Linked DNA regions of Mus musculus: region 1 is linked to region 2. A link is a loop called in an ENCODE intact Hi-C map of the cell type or tissue named here. Cell type or tissue: gastrocnemius. All regions are shown on one strand.

The links. Peaks named below come from ENCODE experiments on the same cell type or tissue, not always from the same donor. Only the 100,000 strongest peaks of a DNase experiment are listed, where the experiment ranks them.
Region 1: it touches region 2 in a loop (2.8-fold over the local background); 14 of 42 quality-filtered maps call a loop at or near these places.

The regions. Positions count from the first base shown.
Region 1 is chr11:100,178,662-100,186,661 of GRCm38, forward strand. Gm39022 (a long non-coding RNA gene) reads left to right here. Exons shown (of 5, transcript XR_880210.3): 5 at 2,008-2,729. Among named protein-coding and RNA genes, the nearest start is that of Krt9, 11 kb to the right of the region's middle. In gastrocnemius, no CTCF peak of the experiment used is centred here; a DNase peak (open chromatin) is centred at 3,459.
Region 2 is chr11:100,277,516-100,285,515 of GRCm38, forward strand. Gm14206 (a long non-coding RNA gene) reads right to left here. Exons shown (of 5, transcript XR_880211.2): 2 at 3,471-3,651; 3 at 2,940-3,067; 4 at 1-1,558. Among named protein-coding and RNA genes, the nearest start is that of Krt42, 12 kb to the left of the region's middle. In gastrocnemius, CTCF peaks have their summits at 4,676 (motif pointing left) and 5,255 (motif pointing right); DNase peaks (open chromatin) are centred at 3,803, 4,675 and 5,264.

The sequences.
Region 1 (8,000 bases), 99 kb before region 2:
TCCAAGGTTCCCTGAGAGCAAAGATCGGGTTCCTGAGACAGCCCTCCCAGGCTACGAGTGATCCCCCCAACTCCAACCTCATCAATGTCTACTGAGTTTCTATCACACAATGTTCTGGCAACAGGGGCTTTATCAGTCTCCCTTGCACACCAAATAAGTTCTCGATGTACGGTTTTCTACACCTGCTATGTGTGCCTGGAGTAATGGCTACATACTTGCCTCTGGACTCAGTCTTATAGTCCACTTTGGCCACTTGCCTTACCATGGCAGTCCTCCATCCTAGTGCCACAGTGCACCTGTCATCTTCCCACGGCCCTTTCTTTATGCACCTATCACCTTTAAATATATACATTCCTATACACATATTCATATAGAGAAAGGGGGTGGCAGAGAATCACCTTGTTACTGTACTGATTTAGTCTTTCTAGGGCACAAAAATGGTTTAAAAACTAAATACAACTATGGAGTTGGTGCTAAAAAGAAAAATCACACTTTTGCATTTCTGAATATTAAATGAAGATAGCACTGATTAAAACAAAGCCGCCTAGTAAATATCTGTCCGTTTTCACACTGAATGACTTAGCCAAATAGGAAGTGACAAATGCATCCATATGAAAATACTTTATACCAACTATAAACTATTTCACAAAGCATCTGTATTATCTTCATTTGCCACATGCACAGTTTGCCCTCCCTTACCTCTGATATAATTCTAACAGTAGCAGAATATTTGGCTCTTCCGCTCAGTTGGTGATGTCCTCCCACCACTGAGAAGGGAAGCTGGAATAGAAAGAGCTTAGCAAGTATTTAACTAAGAGCAGCTGAATGGGGGCTGGGTGTAGAGTTCAGTTGATAGTGTTTGCCCTGGTTTGATCCTCTCGGCACTATATAAACTATCACGTAGTACACACACACAGCCTCAAGCACTTAGGAGGTAGCAGCAGGGTGATCAGAAGTTCAAGGCCAAGCTTGCCCACCTAGGGAGACTGAGGTCAGCCTCAGCTACAGGAGACCCTGTCCAAAAAAAAAAATTGAATGAATACCGTAAGGATCAAATGGTCTCGATATCTCTGAAGTCAGTAAAAATGCAACTGTGACTAGAGCATAGGATTCTACAAGCTCCTGAATGCTAATAAAGTAGGTGTTGGCTGGTTCCTGCTGACCACTCCTGTAGATCCTAGAGAAGAAGCAGTGGACTTGGAGATCGGAGAGACTGACTTTATGGGCAGGGGAATACATTCTTTCCACAATCAGTATGGAGATTTTTTTTTCTTATTCTTTGGGCCAGTGAGATGGTTCGGTGGGTAAGGACACCTGCAGCCAATCTCCGATGACTTGAGTTCAATCCCTGGGACTCAAATGGTAGGAAGGGAGTACCAACTCCCACAAGCTATCCTCTGACCTCATTCATGCACCCACTGTGGCTACACACACACACACACACACACACACACACACATGTCACACACATAAATTAATTAATTAATTAGTTAGTTAATTAATTTAGTTTTTGTTTATTTCTTGTAGTTACAAAGCCAAAATAGCTGATACGCTCAAGTTTGGATTTCCTAAGTCACAACATCATTTCACATATGAACCACAATAGTCTCTTACAGATAATTTAAGCCAAGCCAAGCCTGGTAGGCACATGCCTGTAATCCCAGCTGCTCAGGGAGCTGAGTCAGGAGGACTGCAAATTCAAGGCCAGCCTGAGCAAGTTAGCAAAATTTTGCGTCAAATTTTAAAACGTAAAAAGAGAAGAACACAGTTCAGCGGCCAAGGGCTCCCCTGGCGTTTTTGAGACCCTGAATCCATCCCAGTGCAGGGGGGATGAGGGAGGAGAGTGGGGGTGGAGCAGTTAAGCCATGACTTGGGAGAGATGAGACTCACAAATTGAGAGCACTGTCTGGAACATTTCCTATGTCTTGGGGAAATTAATTGACTCACAGTACCCCAAGTTCCAAATTATTCTCAAGATCCACCCTGAATTGTCTGCAAAAATTACAGGCGAGCCAGATCCCACACGCCAGGGGGAGGAGGCCAATTTCAAACTCCAAGGCTTGCACAACAGGGAAGCTTCGAGATGCCCTCAGAATGCCTGCAGAATGTGAAGGCTGGCTTGGCGGATGGCCTTTTGACCAAGCTCAATGAGTCAGGACAGAGACCAGTACGGAGGACAGACGACCAGCTTCTAGCTTGAGAGAGGGAGAAGGTCGAAACAACTGCTCGGCTGGATGACAGGCACTGAGGTCCATCCTGCCCAGCATGAAGCTGTTTCCAGAGAACCCCTGAGATCATGACGAGGAAGGGCTCTGAGTACTTAGGGAGCCTGGGAGGTTGACTGAAATCTTCATACAGAAACCTGCTCTGTCAGTCCCAACAGTGACAATCTAGAAGACACCATCCAGACCAATGGTTCTCAGCCTTCCTAATGCTGGGACCCTTTAATACAGTTCCTCATGTTGTGGTGACATGCAACCCTAAAATTATTTTTGTTGCTACTTTATAACTGTCGTTTTGCTACTATTATGAACCATAATGTTAAACCTCTGGCATGCAGGATATCTGATAGATGACCCCTGTAAAAGGGTGTTCAACCCCCAAAGGGGTCACGGCACACAAGTTGAGAGCCATTGATCCAGACTCTGGCCATGAAAAACTGCAGCACAGGCACCTGGGTGTGGAAGCACGCACCTGTTATCCCAGCATTTTGGAGGTGAGAGCAGAAGAATTCGAAGTTCAAGGTCACCCTCTGCTCAGAGCAAGTTGGAGGCCAGCCTGAGCTACATGAGCCCCTGTGAGATAATAGAAGGAAAAGAAATATATAGGAATGGTTACAGGGTATCTTTAGAAAGCTGAGGTGGAACACTGGGTAAGGACCCCAAACACCCTGCTCAGTCTTGCCAGGTGTCACACGTACAAAAGACACCACTCTCCTCCCACCTCCATAGACCCCAAGATATTGGATCTTTCTGAGCTTTTGTGCCTATCCAACAGTGTCCTGTTCCCTTCACTAGCCCCTCTCCCAGTGATGTGACCCAGCCTGTGTCAAATTGCACAAGCTCTCCTTCCACGGGACAAAGGAAGTATCTGTATCTGCCTCTGTGAATTTCCTATGCAGTATGGGGGCTGGGTAGGAAAGAAATGGGCTGTCTTCATTTCTTTTCCTCTCGTTTTGATTAAATGCTCTGGCAAGAGAAACAGAAGGGCGAGAAGGTTCATTTCCACTCACCGTGCAAGAGGAAGTCAAAACAGTGGGAGCAGGAAACTGCTGGTCATGTGACATCCACAACCAGGAAGCAGAGAACGGGATGGTAAAAGTGAGTGCTTGGTTCCTGTCTCCGTGTTCTAGTCCCGTGAAGAGACACCAGGACTGTGGCAGCTCTTACAAAAGAAAGCAGTTAACTGGGACTGGCTTACAGTTTCAGAGGTTTAGTCCATTATCATCATGGTGGGGAGTATGGCGGTGTGCCAGCAGATGTAGTATGGAGTTTTCTGTAAGCTGTGTGCTTTTCCTCACATGCCGCTCCTCCAGGAATAACGACTCTGAGACTTAAATATAGTTACAAGCATCTTGGTCATATGCTTTGGCCATGGAACTGACTGGCCCATAACTGAATTACCCCATTATTCTCATCTTAGCATGCCATGTGAATTACCCTGTTATTACCATCTTAGCATGCCGTGTGGCCTGTCACCTCAGCTTTTATACACCTGTCTTCCTCCAGAGTTCCCAGAGAGAATCTCCCACATCTATTCCCCAGATATCTCTCTTTCTCTCTCTCTCTCTCTCTCTCTCTCTCTCTCTCTCTCTCTCTCTCTCTCTCTCTCCCTCTCTACCAGATGTCCCGCCTTCTAATCCTGCCTCAGCTCATTGGCCAAAGGCTTTTTTATTGACAGGTGAATGCTCTTACATAGTACACAAGAGATTATCTCTACAAGCAGGCACTAGAACAGTAGCTGGGAGCTACATCTTGACCATAGGCAGACAGGCAGACAGACAGACAGAGAAAGAGACTGGACCTGGCATGAGCTTTTGAAACCTCACAGCCCACCCCCAGTGACACACTTCCTCCAACAAGGACACACTTTCTCCAACAAGGCCACACCTACTCCAACATGACCCTATCTCATCCTTCTTGAGTAGTGCCATTTCCTGATGACTAAGCATTCAAACACATGAGTCTATAGGCACCCCAGAAGCTCATGTTTAAACAGAAGAAAGTATGGGCACCCAAGGCCAAGGGTCATGGAGAGAGCATCTTAGGCATCCATTTAACACAATGTCTATTCAAGATCCCCTTGAATAAGGCAGGCCTGAGACAATTGACTTGAACAGGGAGGCAGGGTCATGGCATCCAGCTGAAGGGGCAGAGTAGTTAAAAGGAAAGTTGAAAGGAGCCAGGGTTTCTGGTATAACCACTAGAGGAAGGAAAGAAAGGTTTGGCTAAATGCAGCAGGAGCACTGTCTGCAGGGGAGCACTGCCTGCAGGGGAGCACTCTGCAGGTTGTAAACATCCAGGAGCAGAACATATGGTGGACATTTTCCAGAAACACTATCCTTCACATGGACCAGATGGCGCTGCCATTTTCCTCAGAGCCTTTCTCCTCTGGGTCTGAGACCAGGGTCCTTGACACAGTCATGCCCATGCCAACAACACACATTCACTCAGTCCTTCAGGGTTTCCGCCACTTCCATCACCCTGGGGCTTGTGGGCTATACATTCTAGCCTGCTCTGTGGGTGGCAGGCTACCAGTCTCAGAGCAGGTAGACATCCAAGGTTTTCCTCTGGCCTCCACATGCACACTCGAGTTCATGTATACACACATACAAACAAACATAAATATTTTTTAAAAGCTTGGACAGACATTCAAGCTTTTAGATGATATATTAGGTCCCATCACTATGCAAAGAACCTGAGACAACTCCAAAGGAGAAAATACTGACTTAGGCCCAGGGATTCTAGCTAGTCTCTGGCAGCTTGGCCCTGGGCCCGTGACCCTGTGGACAGTAAACTATGCAAAGAACAGAGTGGAGGAAAGTGCTCACCTAAAGGTGGTGAGAAAGCAGAAAGAGAAGAGAGATTGGGGTACAATTAATTCCCTTCAAAGACATGCAGTTCAATGGCCTAGCTTTCTTCTTGTACACCCCACCTTCCAAAGTCTCCACCACCTCCCAAAAGTGAGGTTTGATAGGTTATTTCTCCGCCAATGAAATGAGCCAATTCAAGCTGGGTGAGTCCACTGGCCCTGAGAAAGGAGGGCAGGGAAGTAGCCATGGGACAAAGAGAGATAACAGGAGGGGGGGAGAAGGAGAGATATGAGAGAGAGAGAAAGAGAGAAAGAGAGAGAGAAGCCAAAATATGTGTGTGTGTGTGTGAGAGAGAGAGAGAGAGAGAGAGAAGCCAAAATGTCTGGATTACATAGGGAAGAGCCTGTGGCAGAAGGGCAGCTCAGCCCCTGGGCTGGAAAGCTCGGGGTTGGGTGCAGTGTATGCCAGGTAAGGACAGAGGGATGCTGGGAGAACCTAAAGGCCAGGTCTGCTTTAGTGTGTAAAATATGCACCTCAGTCCCCTGTCCCAGGTTCCTAAACCAAACAAGGTTATCTAGGGATAGTCTTCAACCCAAAAGCCTTTGGGAGTCATTTAAAGTCCATTTAATGTCTATCACAAGTGGCTTGATGTGCAGCCATGGTCCCTGAAGAACTGCCTAGAGAGGAGGGCTGTCCCTAGTTTATGAAGGAGCTTTGCCGTCAGTCCAATCAGAGTGCTTGATGACGCCCATGGGATGCTCTTCACGCTTCCCTGGAGCACCCTGCTTATGCCTACATTTCGCTCTCTGTGGAATCTTCCATTGCACAAGCAGCACCATGGTTTTTTTCTTGTTTCCGCTCCATAGTCATCATGTGGCCTCCTCATGGAGCACACTAGATGGCTTGCCCAAAATGGACTCCATTACTGCTCCTTATACACCCGTACCTTTCACCATGTGACTCTCCAGCTCTTTGCCTCAAGAGGAGTCTGCTGCCCCTGCTCTCAAATCTAGATTAGGTTGTGACTGACTTTGGCCAACACCGTGAAGGCCAAACAACTGTTCCTCAAAGGACCTTGTGTAGTTACCACTTGCGTTGGGACACTGGCTCAAGGTAGCTGACTGGAAGGTGAGAGTCACACATTTGTCCTCACCACCCCAGCCAGCTCTCAGGGAATCTCAGAGGAAGAACTGCCTAGCCCTTGCAACCAGCCACAGACACATAGAGAAAATAAAACTGTTCTGTCTAAATCGCCAACTGCAAAAATCACAAGGTGTCTTAGTTAGGGTCTCTATTGCTGTGAAAAGAACAGGACTAAAGTGACTTTTACGAAGGAAAACATTTAACTGGGGCTGGCTCACAGTTTCCGAGGTTTAGTCCATTATCATCATGGTGGGAGGCATGTCAGACATGGTGCTGGGGAAGGAGCTGAGAGTCCTACATCCAGGTCAGCAGGCAGCAGGAAGAAACTGTGAGCCACTGAGCTAGGGCTTGAGCATCTGAGACCTCAAAGCCCACCTCCACAGTAACATACGTCCTCCAACAAGGCCACACCTACTCTGACAAGGCCACACCTACTCCGGCAAGGCCACACCTCCTAATAGTGCCACTCCTTATGGGCCAAAAATTCCCATGAGTCTGTGGGAGCCATTCCCGTTCAAACCACCACACAGGACAAATAAATGATCATTTAAAGCATTAAAGAACTTCACGGTGAGTTGCTTTATTGTTTCTTCTTTTCGGTTTGTTGTTGTTCTTTGCTTGCTTGCTTTTTGTTTTGATTTTGTTTCGTTTTGCAAAACAGTGTTTCTCTGTGTATCTCTGACTGTCTGGAACTCATTGTGTAGACCAAGCTGGCCTCGAACTCAAAAATCTGCCTGCCTTTCCCTCCCAAGTGCTGGGATTAAAGGCGTGCACCACCACTGCCCGGCTGAGTTACTTTACTCTTAACACAAGTTAAGTGACAGAAAAATTAACCAACTCTTTTCAAAAACAAATTCAGTTAGCTCTCTCTGAACCTCTGTTAATGCCTAATATAAGGAACTTAAGGTCAGTCTCCCTGAGTATCCCGAGCTAGTATCTCACCGGCAAGAATTCACTCGGACAACCGAATTCTTCTACGGCAAAGCTTTATTGCTTCATCTGAAGGAAGACCCCGAACAAGGAAAATGGTGCTGCTTATATACCCCTCTGTGTGACATGTCAGCTCCTGATTGGCTGCTCACTCATTACCCCACTACTACGCCCCGGGATGGGCAGTGACTTGGCACGAATTTACTATTGCACCTGTGCACATTACTTGTTTACCAGTTAGGCACAGCAGAGGCCAGCGCCATCTTGTAATGGCGATTGCTCACGGCTCTCCACACCTGAGCCTGTAAATCCTAGCTACTCAGGACACTGAAGCAAGGTCACAAGTTCAAGGCCTTCCTGGACTCCGGAGAGCTGGGAGTGTGGCTCAGTGGTAGAGTGTTTGGTTGGCAGGAGCAAAATAGGTTTAATCTCCAGGAGGAAAACATGAGAACAAGGGGCTGGAGAGATGGCCCAGTGGTTAGGGATGCTTTCTACTTCAACACAAGGCCTCAATTCAGTTCTCAGCATCTGTATCAGGTGGCTATCCACCACCACCAATTCCAGTTCCAGAGGATCTGACACCCTCCGGTCTCCACAGGTACCTGCAGGCACATGATACACATAAACTTGTGCAATCTTTCTCTCTCTCTCTCTCACACACACACACAATTCATGGATCTATGGTAAAAACAAAGAAAAGGAAGCATAAAAGAGGAAAAGGTTTAGGGAACATGTAGTAGCTCAAATCATGGCATAAAGGTATGGTCAGGGGACAGACAGACTGTCATGTGACAGTTGGCCATCTCCCTTTTTGTTAATTTGGTCCATGGGCTCAGCCTACAGGGTGTCACCCATATTCAACATGGATCTTTATGCCCTTAGTTAACTCGTCTCT
Region 2 (8,000 bases):
CTATCTTCCAGTCATGAAAGGGTGTGTGTGTGTGAGTGTGTGTGTGTGTGTGTGTGTGTGTGTGTGTGTGTGTGTGTGTGTGTGTGTGTGTGTTTAAGACTCTGGGGTGATCATTTGTCTTAGCAGCAAAAAGAAACCAATCTAGTCCTCACACCCTTCTCACTTGTACTAGATTTCTCAAGGAGGTCTGTTCTTCTTCTACACTGGCAATCCTTTGCAGCCAAAAGATGCTCTCTGGTCCCACCGCCTAGCTCAGTACCCTGCATGTGCTAAGTGCTCTGCCGGTGGTGACCTGTCAACTGAATAGATACAGTGAGAGCCCAAGGTTAGACTTCAGTCAGCACCCATTCATCCTGCTCATTGTGTGGCAGACACTGGGCTGGGCTGGCTCAGAATACAGTCCTGAGTCAGCCCAGCCCTGCCCTTCACGAGAGCCAGCCGTGAGCAAAAGACAGACAGACATTTCATTTGAGTACAATAGCGCTGTGCCCTGACAGACAAAGGTATGTGTGGACCAGCACCTTGGCAGGGTGAGGAAGGAGCCAGTCACTCACACGGAGGCACAGAGCAGTTTCAGAGGGAGGGACTGACTGGGAGGCTGGGTTCCAAAGCCAGGGCAGAAGCAACGAGCCAGGCAGAGGTGAAGACCTGCCAGGTGTGTTTGGGGAATACCTGAAGGCCGGAAGCTGGGTCAGCATCCTGGAATGACGCAACCAGAGTGCTGGGGAAAGGAGCCTGTTAGATGCAGCTTGTCTTTCTATTGGCTAAGCATGCGCTCTGTGCTGGGTGCTGTCCCTGACACTGGAAATCGGGTGGTGACGTAAGAGCCCGCTTTTCTATCCTAATGGAGCAATCTGTCTGCTGGAAAGGTTGGGTAAGATCAACAAATCCGAGAATAACGTGTTCTCCAAGTCTAGGGAGGTCCCCATCTACAGCTAAGGTGAGATGAGGAAGGAGCCAGCCATACACAAGGAAGATAATTCCAGATGCGCAGGCCCTTGGGCTGAGCGCCTCTTCAGAGAGCCTGAGGTTGAGGAGAGTGAGGCTGAGCCACCAGACAGAGACTGAAGTCCCTGATGCCCTAGAGCAGCAATTCTCAACCGTCCTAGCATAGTGACCCTTTAATACCTCATGTTGTGGTGACCTCCAACCACAAAATTATTTTTTGCTACTTCATAATTTTCCTTCTGTTATGAATCATAATGTATGTATTGGAAATGCAGGATAGCTAATAGGTGACACACACACACACACACACCAAAAGGGGGGGTCATGACCCACAGGCTGCTCTAGAGCTTTCAGGGTGGTGTCTATGGGGTGTCAGGCCTGAGAACCAGGATCTACAGTCCCCTGGGCCAGGCAAGGCAGAATCTGCTGATGGCTTCCGTTCACTTCTTCCACAGCCGTCTACATGACAAAGTGCTTCCCCCGCCTCGCTGGGATCCAGGCTGCTTCCAGGGAGAGCTTTGTGGAGAGAGAGCTTCCTGGAACCCCTCTGGGGAATGTCTGGGCTTGCAGAACATGTGGGAAGTGACTGGAACGAAGGCTGAGAAGAAACCTGCAAGGAAGGGATACTGAGGAACTCAGATTGTGTTCATCATTGCTGTGCTTGGGTTTGTTCATTCATTTGTTCCCTAACTTGCTTGCTTGCTGTGTTAGGCACCGAAGCAAGGACCAGGTACATGCTAAGCATGGATTTCCCCTACTTAGCCATGTCCTCAACCTTTACTTACTCTTAATATGTCTACGCGTCTAGATGTTTTAAGAAAGGCGGGTTCTCATATAGCCCGGGCTGGCTTCAAACTTGCTATGTATAGAAGGGCAGCCTTGAACTTCTGATCCTCCTGTCTCCCTAGTGCTGAGATTTCAGGCACTGGCTTATATGGTGCTGGGAATCAAACCCAGAGCTTTGTCCAGGCTAGACAAGCACTTTACCAATTGGGATACAGCTCTAGACTGTATAGATTTTAATTCCACAGAAGGAAACACTATCCATCTCTCAAGGCCTGTCTCCCAGGCAACAGTATCTCTGAAACAGCAGACTCTTTCCATCCACTCCTCCATTCCAAGCATCTCTGGACTCCAATGTTTTTTGTTTACACAAAATGGCATAGTATACATCCCTGAACATATGGTGGTGTGAACTTTTACAAACCCAATCTTAGGGGAAACTTTGGTAATGGGATCACTGGGTTAATGAGTAATGTTCTATTTTTGGTTGAGACAGTGTCCTGCTGTGTTGCCAAGGCTAGCCTTAAACTTCCGGGTTTACATAACCCACCTACCTCCAAGGAGTATAGACATTCACCTGGCTGGCAAATAATTTTTATCCCTTTTTCTCATTTTTTATTTATTTTTATTATTATGGATGAATGGATGCAAGTATGCGTAATACATACATATGCATGCATACATGTGTGTGCATGTGCCCAACGGGGCCAGAGGGTATCAGATCCCTGGAAATGGAGTTACTGGTGGGTGTAAGCCACTCAGTCTGGATAATGGAAGCAATCGTGAGACCTCTGCAAGAGCGATGAGTGCCAACAGTCCGGAGGGCTGGAGAGATGGCTCCGTGGTTTTGGTTTTGAGACATGGTATCGCTGTGTGGCCCTGGCTTTCCTGGAACTCACATGTAAACCAGGCAATCCTGGAACTCACAGAGATCCACCTGCCTCTGCTTCCCAAGTGCCAGGATTAAAGATACATGCCACCATACCCAATGACTGTTTGTTGTTGTTGTTGTTTTAAGACAAAGTCCCCTGTAGCCCAGACTGGCCTCAAACTTGCTATCTAGTGGCAGACTAGAAGATGTCTCTGAGCTTCTGATCCTTCTGCCTCCACTCCCCAACCAAATAGAATTGAGCTTCCCCACTAACTTGTAGCAGCCCGGGAAACCAGTGAGACCCAGCTGTTCCCCATGCTGCAGGCTCTATGGTTACCTTTGCCAACGTCAAAGGGCTCCTTGGTCACCTCAGTTTTCACTCCTAACTCCTGGGTGACACGAAGCATCCGTCCTGGATTTGTTAGGGTTTCTATTGCTGTGATGGAACACCGTGACCGAAGCAACCTGGGAGAGAAGGGTTTGTTTGTCTTATGCGTCCACAGAACTGTCCATCATTGAAGGAAGTCAGAACAGGAACACACAGGCTGGAACCTGGAGGCAGGAGCTGATGCAGAGGCCATGGAGGAGGGTTACTTGCTGGCTTGCTCAGCCTACTTTCTTATAGAACCCAGGACCACCAGCCCAGGGACAGCACCACCCACAATGGGCTGAGCCCTCCCCCATCAATCACTAGTTAAGAAAATTTCTTCCAGCTGAATCTTATGGAGGTGTTTTCTCAATGGAGGTTCCCTTCTTTCAGATATCTCTAGCTCATATCAAGTTGACATAAATATCCAGGATCTCTTCTTGGGTCCCTACCGACCCCTACGAGCTGACCTTTGACCCCTACAAGCTGACCTTTCCTGACCTTTGCCTGTCTTCTCCTTGCCAGCTGATGACATGGTTCACAAGCATGGCTCAGCCTCCGCACACTCGCTGTGTGAGTGGTTTCCCCATGTTGTCTGTGGGTCTTCTTTTCCATCTGAACAGTCCCTTTGGGTCACCTTCATCCATTGTGTCTTTGCTTCTGCCCCACCTCCTCCCAGCTCCTGGAGTTTGAGAAAAAGGCTTTCCTTAGTGAGAGAAAAATGTAACACTGGGGAGAACCCAGAACCCACCCCAGACTGAGGTGACAGCCTGGGAAACAGACATGAAAATGGACACAGAGCTGGGTAGCCAGCAGGAGCATGGATCAGGGCAGGTGGCCAGCAGGGCACAGGCCAGGGCAGGTTGGAAGCAGGGGGATAGCTTTCTAGGTTGAACAGGTGGGCAGTGATGACTGTAATTCTGTGTTGCAGACATAATTTAGGCGGAGGGAAGCTGAGGGACACCTTGTACATCCTCACCTGTTTATTGGTGATGGGACCCGGCCACCTCCATCTCTGTCCCCAGAAATAGACACACCAAACAATGCTTGTCAAATAAATGATCAAATGAATGACCAAGTCACCAGAGTTGGGAAAGCCCTTTCCCCAAAGGAGAGGAGGGAAGGATATACAACTGAAGGGCCCTCCTCCATAATCTCCATTGTCCCCACAGCCATTAAGGAACAGCCCCCAAGCCCCAAGCTCAGCTAGGAAGAGAGCTGTGCCCACCAACCAGTCCTGTGGAAGCCTCTAGATCTTTGTGGCAGGAGAGTGAGCTGTGTCTGGTCCTAACAACTCCAGCTTAAAACAGACAAGGAATCTCCTCCTACAGGCCGTCCAGGGAAGTAAGAGAGTGGGGCGGAGCCCTGGATTATAACAACCAGGAACTTTCTAAAAAGGCTGTCTGACTCTCAACAGACTCTGGAGTCTAGAGAAAAACCTCCAGGGCAGACCAGAGGGGGTCTTTATGTTCCTGGGGGGTGTTTCAAAGTCGCTGAGAGACAGAAAAGAATAGAAGCTGAACAGGCAGGTACCTGACCAGGAAGCTGAAGGGACAGTGTGGAGTCCCGCCCCACCTCGTCCCAAGGTCCTCTTGCCCTAAAAGGGAAGCCATTTGGCCTCTAGGCTCCAGCATCTTTCCATTCTTGGAAAGAACGCATTACAGAGTGCAACCTAAGCTTCAATCCTGTAGCTAGAGCACCATCTGCTGGTAATTTGCGGTACTGCACCCTTGTTCACAAAGACACAGAAGAAATTCAGGAGGATGCTGGACCACATATCTGTCAGCTGCCTCTTCAGACCCCTTCCCTGGAGTCTGGGTCAGCTCATCTCCCTCATTATACAACTCCCTAGTATGCCACCCCCCGACTCTCCCACTGCACCAAGCCCCAGTTGGGCCACTGTGTCCATTGTCCCACGCGTCACTCCTTTCCTACCCCTTAGGCTCCTCTATGAAACTGCTCACCCCAAGGCCAGCTTCGAGTTTGGGGATCCCTGGGTCAGTCCCTATTCTTCAAGAGGAGTACTCTCTTCCTACTGAAAATTCTTTAACAGCAGCAGCTGTTATTGGTGTGCATGCCACACAGGGTGTGACCCCCCAAAACTGGGAACCCGATACAAACCAATGAAAGAAACGGCTATGCGCACACCTACATGGCTACCCTACATGCACATCCAAGCATGTTCTGCATGTGTGGATGAACAGCAAGAGGGTCTCACTGGATGAGCCAGATAGGCTCTTTGTCACCTAGGCTGGAGCTAAGAGGCTCGAATCTCTGATCGTGCGCCTGCAGAGGGCAGCACTGAGCTGCTCGGGGCTAGCTGGACAGACACCGCGGTTGTTTTGACCTCAGACCTGGGAATGGCTTCTGCTCACTAACTCCAGGGCCATGAGGATAGGGGAAGGGCCCATGTCGAAAGATTTAGTGTCTGAGGTCCTGGAGAAATGGCTCAGCAGTTAAGAGCATGTTTTTCCTTCCCAAGTTCAGTCCCTAGCACCCATAGTAGGTAGCTCACAATCACTTGGAAGTCCAGCTCCAGGGAATTCAATATGTCTAGCCTCTGTGGGCACTTCACTTGCACATTCTCACACAAAGACAGACAGACAGACACACACACACACATTCATGTGATTTCAAATTAAATTGATTTTTTTAAGTTTGAGTGTCTAATAACACATAGTAGATTCTATGCCTTTATTGGGGATATAAGATTGTGAGGTATGGGTCTGTGCGTCATGTGTAACGTGTGCACACATATACATTTCAGAATGCATGCTAGTGCAAGGTCCTGTGATTCTATGTCTTAAATCCTACATACATTTTGTCAGTATTATTTTGACTCTCTTCCATGTTGCGTTTTTAAAGAGAAAGAAAGAAAGAAAGAAAGAAAGAAAGAAAGAAAGAAAGAAAGAAAGAAAAAGAAAGAAAGAAAGAAAGAAAGAAAGAAAGAAAGAAAGAAAGAAAGGAAGGAAGGAAGGAAGGAAGGAAGGAAGGAAGGAAGAAAGAAGGAAAGAAAGAAAGGCCTCAAAGTTCTCACTAGAATGTGGAAACTCCCCTGGGGGGCGGGGGTTGAGCCTGCAGTTCCCTGGAATTTCCCAGAATTCATAGAAAGACTCTGGGTTTCACTTACATTGACTATAACCTTAGAGGAGAGGTGGGCCTGAGTCCAAGTTCAGCACTTCCCCAACGCAAGTGGCTAGTTCACACAGGTGCACATGCAACTCACCTTCACAGAGCTTGCACACAAATGCACACCTACACAGCCCACACATACATTTGCACACGGCTACCATATGGACTCACACATTCAACCTCATTCAAGTCTAATCACATGCCCTTGCACTAGTGCGTGCACGTGGCACACAGACACATACCTCACAGCCCTGCATCCTCAGGTCCACACACAGCCACACTCTAAGCTTAGACACATGCTCTCACATGCTCATAGACAATCGCACATGCGCACACAACCTCACACTGACACACAGTCACACTTGTCTCATGTGTGCACACTTTTGCCCTGTACACTTGCCCGTGCTTTCAGTCCTACAACCTCTTCATTGTCACATTACACACTCGTTCACACTCACACAAAGCCGCCATTGCCACTATAGTAAAAAAAAAAAAAAAAAAACCTTACATTACCACAGGGCTACCCCTAGACAAGCCTGAACAGGCCGTGATCCCAGGATAGATTTCTAGAATCTTCCCAGGAGATACCAAACCCAAGGTAGAGTGATGTCCCCCACATTCCCAGTCTAGAGCAAGCAGAATCAGGACCAGGAGTGTTGACAGCACACACAGGTCACCAGGCCCTGATGACTTCAAGCTTCAGTTCCCTTCCAGTTAGGTCACCTTTGAACTGTGTGAGGCAAGGCCTGGCCAGAAAACCTGACAGGGACACTTGGGCGCTATCACTTATCCTTATGAGGCACACCGAAGGCCTGAGCAGATTAAATTCTGGGGGCATCTAAGCACCCTGGGCCAGTCAAGAGGCAGGACAGGTACGGAGGCACAGCACAAACTGGAGTCACTGTAGACATTGCCTGTCCACACGGGTATGGCTGTCAGGTGTGAAGGCCAGTGGCACACAAGAAGCTCACACTCTCTGAGAAGAGTGAGACAAGCCAGAGGAGGGGAGACAGAGATGGATGCTGAGCCTAGAGAGATGGGGGGGAGGGCCAGCCTGCCAGGGACCCTAGCAGGGAAAGCGGCCTGGATCCTAAAGGCAGTAGGTATGGGCTAGGGAAGGCGTGCTTCCCTTACAGAGGTTGGCAAACGGGGACCCAGAATCTACAGGGCTGACTGACCCTCAGCTGTCACCTGGGGAGCGGGGCTGACCTAGAAATCCACCCACTGGTCCTCCCACGGGCCCTGTCTCTCCCTAACTCCTCAGAATGAAGTCCCCCGTGAGCGACAAAACCTTTGTCTGTACAGAGGACTAATGGTTTCCCAGCATCAAGACTCAGAGAAGTTTCTAGGCGTTCCAAAAAGGTCTCCCCCCCAAAGCCTTTCCTAGCTGGGCCAATTGGTGGTAACCCAACAAAAAGCCAGGGGGTATGGAGCACCTCCTAGGAGCGAGCAGGAAGGGGGTGCTTGATGGCAGAGCTGGGGACAGCTAGAGAAGGACTGAGTGCTGGCTTTACCGAGAGGGCCCAACCCTGACTGAGGGAGGGTGGGGTGCACCAGGCCTGCACATTCCAGCAGCTGCCGCTCCCTTCTAACCTGTCCTCTCCTGTTCCCACAACTTCCCAAGCTGCCCTGGACCTGGCTGTCAGGGAACAGTTCCCAGAATCCTTTGCTGTCCAGACCCCAACTATAGAGATCACAGTCTGAATGCACAATGGCCCTTCTGCCCTCCCCCACTAAGCACACACTCACACGAATGTATACACACATGCATGTGTACGTGCATGCTCAGCCAGCCTCAGCCTCAGGACACGGGGACAGGACACACAGCGAGGCTGTCCGAGCTGTAGCACTCCAGGACAGGCGATCTCCTCCCTCCACCCCATCGAGGCACAGGACAAG